Regions from separate parts of the Homo sapiens genome. Here region 1 is linked to region 2. A link is a loop called in an ENCODE intact Hi-C map of the cell type or tissue named here. Cell type or tissue: natural killer cell. All regions are shown on one strand.

Region 1 (8,000 bases), 100 kb after region 2:
GTTGGGGGTGCCTGGCTCAGACCCCCATTCTGCTTCATGTGTTACCTGTAGCTTTGGGCTGGTCTCTAAATCTCAGCTCTGCAATGGGGATAACAGCACCTACTTGGTTATTCTGTGGTGATCAAATGAGCTGGTGTATTACTATAGAAAGTGTGCTGTTCATGGGAAGTGTTGGATAAATGCAAGCCCAACAGACTTTTCTCAAATCCTACAAATGCTCTTAAATTTCCCCTTACTTCTCAGGTAATTAAAAATAGAGTCAATATAATGTTCACACTTTATTTTTATAGAACTCTTTGCAGCTATCTCCTTTGATATAATACATATTATCCCTGGTTTGTAAATGAGAAAACTGAGACCTACAACTTTCTTCTTCTAAAGGCCGTTGTCTTTTAAACCGCATATATGTAGTCCATAAACCCTTGAAATATGGGTTTATTGAAAGAAGAAATGTTTGATCTCTTTACATTTGTTTTCCTTGTCTAGTGTATGTGTGATTTGGGGGTAAAGAGTCCTAAATTATGGAAATCTATACTATTCTTAAGTGAGGAGCTTCATAATTACATTAATAAAAGTTAACATTGGCCAGGCATGGTGGCTCACACTTGTAATCCCAGCACTTTGGGAGGCTGAGGGAGGTGGATCACTTGAGGTCAGGAGTTCAAGACCAGCCTGGCCAACATGGTGAAACCCCATCTCTACTAAAAATACAAAAATTATCCAGGCATGGTGGTGCACACCTGTAGTCCCAGCTACTCAGGAGGCTGAGGCAGGAGAATTGCTTGAACCCAGAAGGCAGAGGTTGCAGTGAGCCAAGATCATGCCACTGCATTCCAGCCTGGGCAACAGAGGGAGACTCCATCTCAATAAAAAAGAGCTAACATTGATGAAGTGCTTACACATGCTCTGTACCGCCTTAAATTCTGTGCATATATTTACTTCTTTGATCTTCTGAGCACTCCTATAAGATAGATACTCTTGAAATTCACATTTTATCCATGAGGAAACTGAGGCAGAGAGAGGTTAGAGTCTGAGTAAATGGCAGACCCGGGATTTGAATATGTGCACCGTGACCTCTGAGCCCACACGCTAAGGCCTGAATTACACCGTGGGTGGCTGGTTAGCAACATGTATAGAGTGAGTGTGGGTTTTTTTTTTAACTTTTCAGAAGTGTGTGCTGAGCAAATGATAAATGTCTGAGAGCATTGTTGAGATCCTATATCAAGCTGTTCAACAACTTAGCATCTCCTCCTTTTTGGTTTTCAGCTGTGGAACAACTACTTTCACCTGGCTGTTGCTTTCCTTACTCAAGAGTCCCTGCAACTGGAGAATTTTTCAAGTGCCAAGAGAGCCAAAATCCTTAACAAGTAAGTTCTCATCTAGCTCTGAAACTGCAGGCAGGAGCCTCCAACTCTAATCGCATAATTTTCATGTCATTTCTAAGCCAACTTGATACAAATTGAGATGTAATCACGGTGTAATGAAAGGGTGGTTTTAAATCACCAATCAGGTATTGCCTTTTCTAACCCATGAATCAAGATCTAAAATTGCAGGACTCATCCTGGAAGGTTCCAGGTCAGTGTAATCCAAGACTATTAGTGCAACACAGAATTTCAGCTTCCGGAGATAATTCCTTTTGCTATGCACTATTCTGATGTCATTTCACATGTGGTTGACTTTATTGCTTAATTCTTCAATTCGAAAGGAGCTTCTGATGAAAGCTCTTGGCTCTATTGGGATTGTTGAACAGCTCACTGGGGAGTTAGAGCTATCGGGGTTCCTTCTTGGCAGCAGATAACCCCTGTCTTCTTCCGGGCAGGAGCTTTGAATGGACTGAAGCGGCACCTTCTATCATTGTAAATAAACCTCTCCAAAGCTCCATGAAAGCCGAGATCCTTGCCGGCCCCTCCAGCTCTGTAACCCCAGTTTGCATCATGCACCGCTCATGACTCAGTATCAAGAAGCACCATTGTTGCATGGGTTTCCTTCCCCTGTTTGGACACCCGGAGGGTCTTGCTTCGTCTCTTTCTGCCTCCGTTTCACTAATTTCTCACTGCTGTCGGTGTTCCTTTCATAAGTCCTTTTGAGAAGAGTTCTGAAATTGCATTGGTGTTGCCACGTCATCAGTCTCTGTTTGTCATTTTATAAATACCTCTGCAATATCTCGACTGTTCTAAGGCTTGGCCAACTCCATGCTGCTAGCTGAGGTTAGAGATTCCAGAAAGAGTTTCAGAAGGTGGCAGCTGCTCTTATATCCTGTGAGTCTGTATCTCACTTTCAAGGCAAATCCAAAGCACATCATCTCTGGAGAGTAAGAATTATAGTCATAAGCTGGGCTCTGGTGCTCAGCCAGTAGTGGTAATACCAGCTACTTAGGAGGCTGAGGCAGGAAGATCACTTGAGCCCAGGAGGTCAAGGCTGCAGTGCACCACGATCATACCTGTGAATTGCCATGCACTCCAGCCTGGGCAACATGGCAAGACCCCCTTTCAAAAAAAAAGAGAAGAAAGAAAGAATTATAGTCACGTACTGCATAACCACAGACTACATGCTGTATTTTTACTGTAACTTTTCTTTGTTTAGATACACAAATACTCACCATTGTGTTACATTTGCCTGTGGTATTTATTGTAGTCACATGGTACATTACAAACATGTTGTACGGGTTTGTAGACTAGTAACAGTAGGCTATACCGTATGGCCGATGTGTGTAGTAGGCTGTAGTATCTCAGTTTGTGTAAGTTCACTCAGCAGCGTTCACACGACGACAAAATCACCCAGTGACATATTTCTCAGAACATATCCCTGTCATTAAGCAAAGCATGAGTATATTTCAGCAAATCATTTACTCAGCCTGTACTTTATGTCAGTGACTTTCTAAGCATTTCATGTGCATTTTTCTTCTATAATCATTAAAAAGCAAAACCATTCCTTAGGCCCTCGTATCTGCCCTAGTTTCTAGATGAGGAAGGTCACACACAGTGACCGAGCCACTTGGCCAGTCCCACACCTAGAATGTGGCAAAGCAGCATTCTAATCTAGGCGATTCAGGGCCCACGATTTTCACCTGGGCTGCTTTTAGAACCTTCGAGCTTTTGGTCTGCACCTATCTAAGTAAAGATCACCTTTCACCTGGCCATCTTTCCTTCAGGCCTCCTCAGCTGGGTGATTCCTGCCTGACAGCCATCTGTGTAAACAGTGATCATTGTTCAGAAACAAGAAATGCACTTGCTGAGCCAAGCACTGAGAATGGTGTAGGCAGAGTGGGTGCTCGCCTGTGACTACCGAAGCGGCACGCAGCAGCTGCAGCCCACCACCTTGGGGCCTGCACAGGTGTCTGTCGCTCGTCCTGGCTTCCAGCATCAAGAGACAGACTTCTCCAGGCTGCATCTTCTGGAGACTGGCTCAGCAGGGGCGCAGGCTCCTGCTTTGTGGAATGCACGCTCCCTCAGGGCCCAGGGGAAGGGAGGGATGGTGCTTTGTAATTGTTGCTGTTCTTGTTGATTTGCCTTTGTGCTGGGAATTGTAGTGCAGACGGTAGTGACCAACACACACAAAGCACAGTGCGGCACAACGCACTTCAACGCACTGTAATCCACCAGGTGCGGACACACCTCCTTCAGCACGCGCCCCTTGTTGTCCCGTCCAGCAAAAGGACAGCTCGGCCACAGCAGGTGAAGCCACCTGCCCAAGTGTCCAGCGCCCGCTATTGGGTGAAGCTGGGACCCGAGCCCAGCCACAGCTCCTGGCCTCGGAGATGCCTGCGGGAGAAGAGAGGTGAATTTAAACTGGAAATCTGCCTCAAAAGAGCTGGCATCTTCTTAGTGGTGGGGCCGAGCACCCCGCAAGCCCCAGCAGGGCAGCTGTGTGCTGGGCCCTTCCTTCTGTTGGTGTGAGCGTTAAGAGCCTAAGGCAACATCAAGACATGCACTAACAGCGGTGCGGTGGCTCATACCTGTAATCCCAGCACTTTGGAAGGCCAAGATGGGAGGATCACTTGAGTCCAGGAGTTTGAGACCAGCCTGGACAACACAACAACACCCCTTTCTCCACAAAAAATACAAAAATTAGCCAGGTGTGGTGGCGCGCACCTGTGGTGCCAGCTACTCAGGAGGCTGAAGTGGGAGGATTTCTTGAGCCCAGGGGGTCGGGGCTGCAGTGAGCCATGATCACACGACTGCGCTCCAGCCTGGCTGACAGAGTGAGACCGTCTGTCTCAAAAACCAAAACGAAAAGAAAAAAAAACATTAACCTCGAAGGGCCTTGGCTACTAAAGAAAACGTTTGCTTCCCACGTAGTGGCGTGGATTCAGAATCTTCAAAGCCACGGAAAATTACACACAGCCAGCTGGTGTCGCCCCCTCAGGAGCCACCCAGGGCCTCTGCCTAGGGCTTTCGTATTCTCTTTGTCACAACGATAGCAACAGGAGACTCTGGATTTCCCCCAGGAAAGTCCCCAGGCAGTTCAGAAGTTGTCTTTGCAAGACACTGGCAGGACAGCCTCAGGGCTTTGTGCTGTCTGAGGGGCCTCTCCAGGGGCATGAGTTCTGCTCCGCTTGTGGAGGTGACAGGAGATCCAGGACAAAGCCCCCGGAGCCTGAGATAAGACTGCCTTGACCTTCAGGCCACGCGGCACACACGTGTGGAGGGTCAGCCCTATTTGTTGTAGTCTTCATGCCACTTGATAAGCCTTCAGCCCTTCATAGTCCATTTGCAAATTTTATTTCTAAATAGCAAAACCTGCATAAGAAATACATGACGATGTCCTACCCCAATGCTTAAATTTTCTCAGGCACATACAGTGCCTAGAAATGTGATTTGTTTAAAATTGTCCGCATAAAAGGGATTCAGTGCCCACTCTGTGCTCAGTCGGGCCATGGTCCCGGTGCCGGGGACAAAGACACAGACCTCGTGACGAAGAAGGTCATGGTCTAGTGGGGTAAATGGAGAAGCAAAAATCATGAGTGGAGTGGGGCACGCATGCAGTGGTGACGGAGGGCCTTGGCAGCCCGGAGACGGCCCGTGGGGCTCAGCCGTGGGAGACAGAGGCCTCCTGGCAGCTTGGGCTTCCCGGCTGGGTGGTGAAGGCAGCTGAGAGGTTTGCCACGGGACATCGAGTGCCAAAGGGCATGGCGCCATCTACATATGAGCAGAGACATGATCTGGGTTGTCGAAGTGTAAGGGAGCAGCTTGGAGCTTGGGGCGGGGTGTGGGGGCTCGTGGTCTGGGAGTCAACCTCACACTCTGGGCAAACGATGGGCGCTGACTTGGAGCCCCGTGGAGCTTGATGCATGCACCTGTCTGTTTCTCGGGGGAAAGGCATGTGGTATAAAGGTGGAGCCATGACACACCCACTTAGTAGGCTCAGCACTGCCTCCATCTGGGGCCTGTCTCTTACTCTAGGGCTTGTGAATCCAACCTAAGGCATCTGAGGGAGCATCCCCAACCCCTCAGCCTTCCCTTCCCTTCCCTTCCCTTCCCTTCCCTTCCCTTCCCTTCCCTTCCCATCCCTTCCCTTCCCCCTTGCTAAGCCCTTGCAGCTCCTCACATCTGCTTGGTCCACAGCTTTGTGGCTCAAAACAATAGAAATTCCAGCATCAGGAAACCTGCCTGCTCCATCCTCCTAATGACTGAGGTTGGGGAGATAATTAGGATTTTCATTCTAAAGACATTCCCCAAAGTGCATGGGAGTAAATAAAAGAATGGGCCATACCACGCAGAGAACTGATTATGTCAGACCCAAATTGAGTATGAGATTCGCCAGTGTACCACAAAATAAATAACCCCTAGGAATCAAGTCCATAATATGAAAATTTAACTGGCTCAACCTTCAGACATCCTTGGTGCTAGTGACTCCCAAGGAAGGACAGAGATGTCAACAGAATTCTAAGCCTGACCAGCAGCTCTTCCTCCCATCCCAGCCCCCTAGCCTTTTTTACATTATTGGGGTGCAGGAAATATGTCTAAAATGTAAAAGGAATGACTTTTGATTAGCAGCCAGCTTGATAATTTTGTTATGTAAGACACGTGCATCCTGGTGTGGGACAGTGTGTTGAATGACTGCAAAGGAGCTTCTGTGTTCAGGACCGGAAGAGGAACAGGGTTCATGAATTGGGCCTCCCACATATCTAAGCATAAAATGCTCACTTAAAATTTCAGCGCAAGAGGTTAAGTTTGATGGCAAAGTCCAGCTCAGTGCAGAGAGACCATCCACAAAGACCTCCCCACCTGGTCCCTAGGCTGTTTTCAGTTTTGGCGGGGTGGGTGGGTTGTTTTTGTTTTTGTTTTTTTGTAATTATAGAAGTCTGCAGTGTTCTAAGAGGATAGGTTTCACAATGGGACCAAAATATCCCCATCTGACCAAACACTGGGTTCTGCAGAATCTTCTCCAGAAGATTATGTCAAACTCTAGATACTACCTTTAAGGAAACTAACAGGAAATAAACATGCCATGCATGCCGTTTTGCAGCGTGACCTAATCAGAAGCTGCAATTGTATATTCCTGATTATAACAGGAGATACGATCAATTTAATTTGTGTCTGTGCTCATTTTTTTCAAGAGACTGAAATTATTCAAAATTAAATTCACTTATTAGAAGGAGACTCAGGGAGTTAGACTTAACAAGTGGTGACCTGTGCCAACTTCAAGTCAGAAAAGCTCACTGTGTCCCACATGCACCGGTGGTGTTGTTTTTGATGTCCCACCCCCTCTCACCTCTTTAGGAACCCACCAGTCTTTCCCATGAAGTTAAAAATGCCTCACCCCAGCCATGAGCTCCCTCCAGCTTCCTTTAGGTCCATCTCAGCCCTTTCCTTGTCTCCTTTCCCCACCTCCCACCCACTCCGATGCTGGCTCTGGGCACTGCATTGCCCCAGAACCTCAGCCAGGTCCTGGCTGCCCCCAAGCAGATGGAGGGTATTCAGCTCCCTAGATGTTCTCCCCACATCCTCAACATGTTTCTTCTTTCCCTCCATCTCAGAACATGCTTTTCTTCGCTCTCAGGACTCTCCTGAGCTTTTCTCCAAGCTTTTTGGTGTCTGCTCTCTCTTGTCAGATTCCTACCCCTGCACCCCAGCATCAAGTGGCGGTGGGGGTTCCGCACACCTTGGTCTTAGGCCTTCACACTCTATTCTCTTTCCTTAGGAAAGCATTTTTCAAACTGCAGGTCTCAACCTTTGATTGGGTCAGAATATTCACTTAAAGGGCCATCATATCCATTTCCTAGGCTGGTCTGCCATAACAGTGAACACAAACCGGGTGGCTTGAATTGATTGTCTCACAGTTATGGAGGGCAGAATTCCCAAATCAAGGTGTGGGCAGTGTTGGTTCCTTCTGGAGGTTCTGAGGGAGAAGCTATTCCCTGCCTCTCTCCTGGCTTCCGGTGGCTGCCCCGGTCTTTGGCATTCCGTGGCTTGTGGCTGTTTTACTCCAATCCCTGCCCCATCTTCCTGTGGCCTTCTTCTTTGTGTCTTCCTATGTGTCTGTGTCTCTCAATCTCCCTCTCCTTATAAGGACAGAGGTCACTGGATCTAGAGGCCACTCTACTCCAGTATGACTTCATCTTACCTTGAGTACATCTGCAAAGACTCTATTTCCAAATAAGGTCACAGTCATGGATACCAGGGTTTAGGACTTCAACATAGCTTTAAAGGGGAGACAATCCAACCCACACTAGTCATGACCAATAGACTTTTCTTTTCTTTTTTCAGTGAAATAGAATCTAGGAAAAAATATCAGCATTCATTGCAGGCAGTAAGGTTAAGCATCATTTCATAAAACTTTATACACATGCATGTATATTAATATATGTGCTGGTTAATACATGTATTTTTTATGTCAGAAAAGTTTATGAAACTTAAAAAAAAAGTGGCGGCAGCGGGGACGCTTTAAAAAAAACCTGCCTCCTGCAGCCTCTGCTCACGGTGCACCCCTCACCCCCTGGTCTCTCAAACAGGAGCCAGCTCTGTGTTCTGTAGCCCCACCCACCAGGCACTCCCCTA
Region 2 (8,000 bases):
CTTAATCAAATATTTAATTAATAAAACGTGACATACTTTTTGAGGGCACAGCGATGACTCCTGACATTCAATGTATGCGGCACTGCACACTATCCTCTGTCCTCATTTTACAACATCGTTCTTTCTATATTTTTAATTATTCTTTCTTTCTTATACTCCCCGCCCCCTTAATCTTAAAAGGATTTTGAGGTAGCTTTAAAGAAATTCTATATAATATGAAAACACATGTGTGAGAAAATCAAAGCAACAAGGAGAAGCTATCTCATTTCTATTTCAACAAATATAAGTGAAAGAACAATGTTACAAGGATTATAGAATTTTGCAAGATTTTTCCAAGTATGTTATTATTTTAAATCTGAGAAATATGATAGTTATAAGGGCAAATCGTTTGACTTGTCCTGAAAATCACTAAGCTGGGGGAGGAATATAAGGAAGATATGATGATCATGAATATAATCTCATATCTACCTGAGGATAGTAATTATAGTTCTTTGGCTGGGCGCGGTGGCTCACGCCTGTAATCCCAATGCTCTGGAGGCCAAGGCGGGTGGATCACCTGAGATCAGGAGTTCGAGATCAGCCTGGCCAACCTGGCAAAACCCTGTCTCTACTAAAAATACAAAAAATTAGCCAGGCGTGGCATACCTCTAGTCCCAGCTACTCCGGAGGCTGAGGCAGGAGAATCACTTGAACCCAGGAAGCGGAGGTTGCAGTGAGCTGAGATCGCACCACTGCACTCCAGCCTGGGAGACAGAGCAACCCTCCATCTCAAAAATAATAACAATAATAATTATTATTATTGTAGTTTTTTTACTTCTCTTACATTTTCTAAATGTTCTTCCTTTCCTCTGGGTTCTGTTTTTGTTTGTTTGGGCCTCCTTTATTAATGCTGGATGAATTTTTTTCACAAGGCCCAGTACTCTTGCTCAGACCCTCTGTCTCCAAGTTTGTGCACAGAGCATGGAGGCGCATGGGCTTTCCTGCATGGCAAGCCTGGATGGGCTGAGCTGTCATACTTTTGGAACCTCCATGCTTAGTATTAGTGCTTATGTTCTCTTTGGCTGGTCATTTTCACCAAAGAGGATTCTTCTGGTCTTCTTTCTAGGTTTGGTTTGGGACTAAGGTTAGGAGGGGTTAGTTTAAGCCTCCTTGCTGATATGCTGGGAGCTGAGCAGAAAAGAGAGAGGGGAGTATACTGTTTGGTTTGACATCAAACTAAACAGGTGTTTCTTCCAGGTGGTTCTTGTCATTTTCTTCTGCTTTTCAGGTACCTCCCTTGTCCAGAGAGTAAACATGTGGTCCTCTCCCCAGGAGTGAGTTGGAGAGCCCCTCACTGGACATGCTGGGCATAGGCAGACTGGATATAGGGTCACATTTCAAAGCCATCAGCACTGTTGTTTTTCATCTCACATGTAGCCTCCTGAGTACCTGGCACCCTCCAGTTTCTGGGCCTTCCTTGGGTTTTGCACCAGGGATTCACAGACTTCCTGTTAAATGTCACCACGTTCTTGCCTTGAGGGCAGTTGGTACCCACTCATCACCCTCTTTCCTGCTTCCAGAATTCTCTTGTCTTTAGTTGCATCTCCTCAGAGTCCCCTGGTCCTTGTGGGCTTGTGCAGTTTTAATATGTGCCTTACTGTCATTTAATGTGAGGAACTGGGAATGCATGTTTTAAATAGTTTCTAATTTGTGATGTAGGCAACCCCTAAGTATATTTTGAAAAACTTCAGCTCTGTGCAGACTTTGCAGGAGTTTGGGGCTAATTTATAACATTTTGAGGTTTTGTTTGTTTTTTGGACTCCCTGTTTTTCTCTTTCATATTTTCTCACAGAAAATACCACCTATGAACATTTTGCCATTGGCTTTCCCTCTACAAAAGAGAAAGCCATTGTGCTCTGTTGGCCTTCTATCTTATCAGCTCTAAGAACTCACTCATACTTGGATTTATTTCAAATCATTTTAAAGAAGGACTTGACTCTCAGTTACATTCCCTTTTCCTATATTCTCTTCTTCATAATATTGCTTTACAGTATTGATTCTTTGGCTTGAATGCGCCCCAAAAGAAAAATCATCCAGAAGTCATCACCATTATGTTTTTTTTGTTGTTGTTGTTTAGTAATATATTTTAAAATGTTACTGGATAATTCATTTTCATTGCTTTTTATGATGATTATAAGATGGGTTTATTTTCATTAATATATTTGAAATTTAAGCATTTGAGTGAGATTTCCTCTTCAAAGTCCTTGCCTTAGTGAAAACACGGTTAAACTTTGTAACAAGACCTCAGTTGAAATCATGAAGCATAATCCCGGATTCAGTCTTCAGGGTTCTCCTTTTATTGAAACCGGGCACCTACCGTCCACACTCGTCACTCCTGTGTCTCTGTTTACAGCTCCAACAGCTTCTGAGGCTGGGAACTGCCCAGAGATCCTTTGGAATTTAGAGAACTTAGAAGAACGTTAAAATTTCTGCCTGTGTTGTGTGTCCCAGAGAGCAAATCTGTGCTTTGTACAAAGTGTGAGCTCCAGGGTCGATTGAGACAGCTCTTGTCTGGCTGATGAAATTACCAGGAGCAATTTTATACCCTGCTATCCAAGTCACATGGCTAAGTCCATTTTTATTACACCTTCACAGCTCCTCAAGAATATGAATTAAAACCCTTTGGATTTTTTTCTTCTAATTCATACTTAGACCTTCCACTAGGCATAGTTGACAAAGGCACTGTTTAAAAGATATGTCTCATCCTGAGTTTCCATTCACCAGTCTGTGCTTTTGTTAGCCTTTTGTTTTTATATCCTGCAATGACATCCTGCATTCAACTTGCCTGTCACTGAATGTCCCCCTGCTCCACCACCAGCACCCCATTCTACCTGTGCTGTTTTCCTTCTACTGAGACTCACTTCCACCTGTGCCCAGTTCCACCTGCCTTTCCTTCTACCCAGCCTCAGTTCTACTTGTGCTCAATTCCACCTGCCCTTCCTTCTACCTGTGCTCAGTTCTACCTGTTCTCCATTTTTCCTATCAACCTACCTAGTGAAATGGGGGCCCAAACACATTTAAAACTGGGGCACTGAGGTACTTCCAGGAGGGCTGGGGGTGTGCGGGGACGACTTCTGTCCAGGGCTCCCTCCAGGAGCAGTGCCAGGCAGTAGCCAAGGCCACACCAACAGGGGGAGCCCTGCGAGAGAGATTTTTTAAGACAGGAGCTTAAGAAATGGAACTAGATCAGGGGCAGGCAGGGAGAGTTTGTCCCTCCTGCCAGATGGATCCTTTTCTTTCTGGACCACCTTTAAAAATATTAACATACTTTCTCTTTATAAAAACAATCTGGGCTTAGTCTCCCTCCACTCATGACTATCTGGTATCTTTTCTAGTCATTTTTTGTTTTTCTTGTACTATATATTCTTTATATTGGTCAAATGTGTATACATAATTACTGCAGTTTTCCTCTTCAATTATTTTCTCATGCTATTAAAATATTCCATATTTGCATAATGTTTCTTGATTTAATGGTTGCACAATATTTCATCATAACACAAGTTATGATTGCTTGACTTGCCAAATAAAAATATAGGACCCCCAGTTCAGCTTGAACTTCAGGTAAACAACAGTTTTTTTTTTCTAGTATATGTATCTCTCATGTAATATTTCATTGCAACGTTTGGGACATATTTATTTTTCTTTGTTTATCTGAGATTCAAATGGAACTGGGCATCCTGTACTTTATCTTGCAACCCTACAAAATATCATATTATTTACACAGTTTCTTGTGGTGGATGTTTAGAATTTTCAGCAATGCTATGGACATCTTTGGGTATGAAATTTTCTATTTTGAATTACTTCCTTTGGTAGATTATCAGAAGTAGAATTACTTAGGAGATGAGTATTTATTTTCAAGACTTTTCAAACCTATCTCCAAATCACTTTTTAAAAAGGTTATAGCAATTTATGTTCCCACCAACAGCACACAAGAGTCCTCGTTCCCTGCACCCTTGCTCACATTATCATCATTGAAATACTTCTTTGCTATTTTGGCAGGCAAATAATGATGTATCATTTTCATCTTTGATTACTAATGAGGTTCACTTTTTTTTGTTGTTTATTAGGCATTTAGTGTCCTGGTTTTTAAATTTTCTGCAAGTATATCCTGACTTCTGTGGCCCCATTTTGCATTGCTTTGAAGTTATAAGGAATATGTCTTATTTTTACTTATTGACTTATTTTTACTCAGCTGCTGGTGCTGGAGCCTAGTCCCTATGTTCAGGCTCAGGGATGGTTCTGCACAGTGGCTTTTGCTCCCAGCCTACCTGCTAGCCTACCCATTGTCTAGAAGATAAAAGCTTCATTTAGGAGTCATCTCCCAAATGCATTTAAAATAAATCAGTTAAAGCACAGAATAGTAATTTTCTTCTGAGCACACAGAATTAAAGTTTTATTTTCACAGAGCTCGCTCACTTTTGTTCCTAATAAATGACTGGTTTCAAAAGGCTTCCATAAATACCCGTTTTATCCACCCTTATAAGCCCACAGATATGCTGCAGGGTTCTGCTGTGTTCATGGAAACCATAAGGCTTCATGGTATCTGCAGTATTTGCCCAAAAAAATACTGATAACCCAAGGATGGGACTCCATTCCCAAAGGGCAGGGAGGAAGGGGAGGGGCATTTCAGTGAATTTTAATATGCAGATCATCCGTTTCCTAATGGAGTTCATGCTTCACCTTAGAGCTGAAAAAGCAAGACTTACTTTCGCTAAGAAAGGAAAGACTGAACGATGCACATGACTTCTGGAACATTTCCTTAAGTTTGGTAAAGAGGGCACGCACAGTGCCCGGCAGCACCGCCTCTAACTTGTGGAGATGGCCCATCCTTCTGGCCCTTCTGGGCCTCCTGTAATTAATCCCCATCGCAGTTAAACAAGGGGCCGCGTGGTTGCCTTCTCTGATATGCTCTTCCAGAGAGACTTCCCCACGGGGCATTTACATCCTCCCAGGACTTGTTTTATGGAAATTGCTGTGTTCGCTTCAGTTTTTCGTTTTCTGTGTTACAACGGTTTTGGCATTTGTTGCCTTGCATGAATTTCTCCGCATGACGTGACAGTCTGCTGCCTGAATTCAGTATGTCCACGTCACCTGTTCACGTCATCTGGCCTGAGTCTGGCTGCACTGATGTTTCTCATTAGTGTTACTCTGTGCTCATACCCTCAGCATTTTGAGACCCCCTCAAGGATTATGCTTTTCTTTCTACTTTCAGCCTGATCATTTAAGCTAAGCACATTGATACATTGCTTCTGGTGATAAATAGCTGACTTTGTGATTTCATTTATTCTAATGTGTAAGTCTCCATTGTGTAACTGGTTTGACCTGCAGAAAATTGATTTCAGCACCTACTAGGTTCACCTAGGCTGATATAGGCCTCTTCTTCAGCGGGAAAAGCTCCTCCTCTCAAGGGGAAGAGTCCGGGTCAGCGACTGCATCAGGGTCAATTGTGGGCAGAGTACTTCGAAGCCTCTTCTTCCTCACCCTCTTCCAGCTTTCTCTGATGACTGCAAGCGTAGAGGAAAGTGAATCTCTACCTTGTGTTGGTCATCAGAAGTGGCTTCAGATTCCTTAGAGGAAGAGTTAAAATGTGCATCTGGATGAGGGGTAAAGAAATGAGGTCAGCCAGTAAGTACCTGTCTTATAGTCCTAGAGTACAGCCTCCACACCCAGCTTTGCCATTCACTCCTTCAGAGAGTGAAACCTCTAAGCCTCAGTTTCACTGCCTGTAAAGTGGCACAGGAAGAGAAATTTGTGTGTGATTGAAAGAGGTCGTATTCTATTAAAGTGACAGTGTTGTTATTAAGACGATTATCCACGGGACACATCTCATTGTCATAAGGAGTAGACAAGATACAAAGGCAGCCTTTCTTGAGCTGAATGGTATGCCAAATATTTATATGTTTCAAAAGTTCACAAATTTTGCCATTTTACTAATCATTGCCTCAATGGAAAACAAGCATTATTTAGCTGTTTCCCTGAACACCAACTTGGAATCTAAATCTCAGCAATTATCATCATTCACAAATAATTTATATTTCTGGGCAAATGGAAGATATCATATCATCATTATTGTGTTTGTTCAATTTGAGTAATGCGTCCTTCGAGGACTCATTTGGAAGTAGATATGTGTACTATAGGTATAAAATGGATTGGAGAAAATATTGGATTTTAACATTTCACTGTAAAGCCTGTATTCCAAATTAATATAAAAGACATTTAGGCATTCTGATATATTGCTGGTAAAAGGAGAGTTAGTAAAAGAATGCAATTTGAGAGCTCATTTAATAGAGAAAAAATAGGGACATGTCTCAAAGTGTGTTTCATGCTATAATTTTACCAAACTTGTACTGGCTTAATGGGAAAAAATATATATCCTGTGTTTCTTAAAATGTCATTAACTTAGGGGGCAATATTTAAAAGCAAGGAAGGCTTTACAATGTTGTTAGCTACAAAGCCTAGCAGTGAGCAATTGCAGTTAATGGCAACAGAACTGCCTAGCTCACAACCCGCCACCAAAGCAAACACCCTTCAGGGCACGCAAACAAACGTGTGCACACCCACGTCCACACACATACTGGCTGCCTCCATTTGCAACAGCCGGAGAGACGTTTCAGCTTTGGCCCTTTACCTTCCCCATTCTTGATTTTCTGTGTTGCTTTCTTTTTTCCTCCTTCTTTTCCTTTCCACCCAGCTCCGTCTGGTCTGAGAAACTCCCAGCTCTCCCACTTGACATTCTGATGAGCCCACATTCCTCCTGTCCTTCTTCTCGGGGAGGAGAATTGGGCCATAACTCATTGTGGAGTTGTGGTGATTGCCTCCACATCGGGCACAGGGGGATACAGGCTGATTTTGAGAAATTAGAGGCCTTTCTTTGCCATGGCCCAAGAGGAGAGGCTGCACACACATTTTGCCGGATAATAAGGGCAGCAAGTTTCCAAGAGAGCACAAAACAGAAGTTCCCATGATTTCCATCCTGTCTTTAATTTTCTTGTATTTAATGCAAAAGTATTTCAAGCTTATTTTTCCAGTCTGGACAACCCTGTATCAGGAAACACTTGAGGTATTAATAGTTAGAGAGAATAAAATACAGCCCTGAGTGTGAGTGCACCAGTGTTTCTCATTCATGTTACTGTGTACTCATGTCCTCAGCATTGTGAGACCCCCTCAAGGGTTTTGCTTTTCTTTCTACTTTCAACTTGATATTCTAAGGACCCCCTACCAAAAAACATTCCTGAGGTTGGAAGTGACCCATGCCTTATGCTGATCTTCCCTGAGAGAGGGGCAGCAGAACCCAGGGCTCCCTGCCCATGCCCCGTTGCTTCTCCCTGACAGTTTCAAGTCCCAGAATCTGGGATGATTTCGGCTTTTCCCATGAGTGTTGCTCTGTCTCATCTAATTCTATCTTTTGATTCATTTACAGGGAAACTTCGTGGCTTGCATGACAGCTATTTTACGACAAATGGAAGATTACCATTATGCCCACTTGATCAAGACTTTTGGGAAAATGAGGACTGATGTGGTAGTAAGTGTCCCTTTCACCCTGTTCACATAACCATGTTTTAGGGCCAGCACTTTAGACAAAAGCCTGATATCAATATATTCATTTAAAATAGGATTTTGCATGAGAACTTGTCTCTGATTGATTTCAAATGCCTCCTGGGAAGGTCTGACTGAAGCCTTGTTTCTAACAAGACAAGGGTCCGGACTTGCAGACTTGCTTCTAGGGCTGAATGGAGAATGACTCAGGGGCTGAGCCCAGGGAAATCTCTTGTCTTTCTTGGTGACAGTTTCTTCTCCTGTGCTTTGGGATAATTGGAAATTTGGAGATGTTATCCATGGATAGTCTCCCATTAACTCCTATTCATTTATTGGTTGACTTTTTAATAGCAGAAGCCAGAGTGACTTTTCAGCTTTAAGTTGTACTCCATTATTAATTAGCTGTAATCATGGAAGCTCATCAG

What was found. Peaks named below come from ENCODE experiments on the same cell type or tissue, not always from the same donor. Only the 100,000 strongest peaks of a DNase experiment are listed, where the experiment ranks them.
Region 1: a loop joins it to region 2, with 9 times the contacts of the local background. A loop is called at or near these places in 8 of 110 quality-filtered maps.

Annotation. Positions count from the first base shown.
Region 1 is chr10:127,342,380-127,350,379 of GRCh38, forward strand. It overlaps DOCK1 (dedicator of cytokinesis 1), which reads left to right. Exons shown (of 52, transcript NM_001290223.2): 31 at 1,267-1,367. Among named protein-coding and RNA genes, the nearest start is that of INSYN2A, 150 kb to the left of the region's middle. RefSeq lists an enhancer at 4,321-4,470. In natural killer cell, no CTCF peak of the experiment used is centred here; no DNase peak of the experiment used is centred here.
Region 2 is chr10:127,240,549-127,248,548 of GRCh38, forward strand. It overlaps DOCK1 (dedicator of cytokinesis 1), which reads left to right. Exons shown (of 52, transcript NM_001290223.2): 28 at 7,460-7,561. Among named protein-coding and RNA genes, the nearest start is that of INSYN2A, 48 kb to the left of the region's middle. In natural killer cell, CTCF peaks have their summits at 3,164 (motif pointing right) and 3,365; a DNase peak (open chromatin) is centred at 3,173.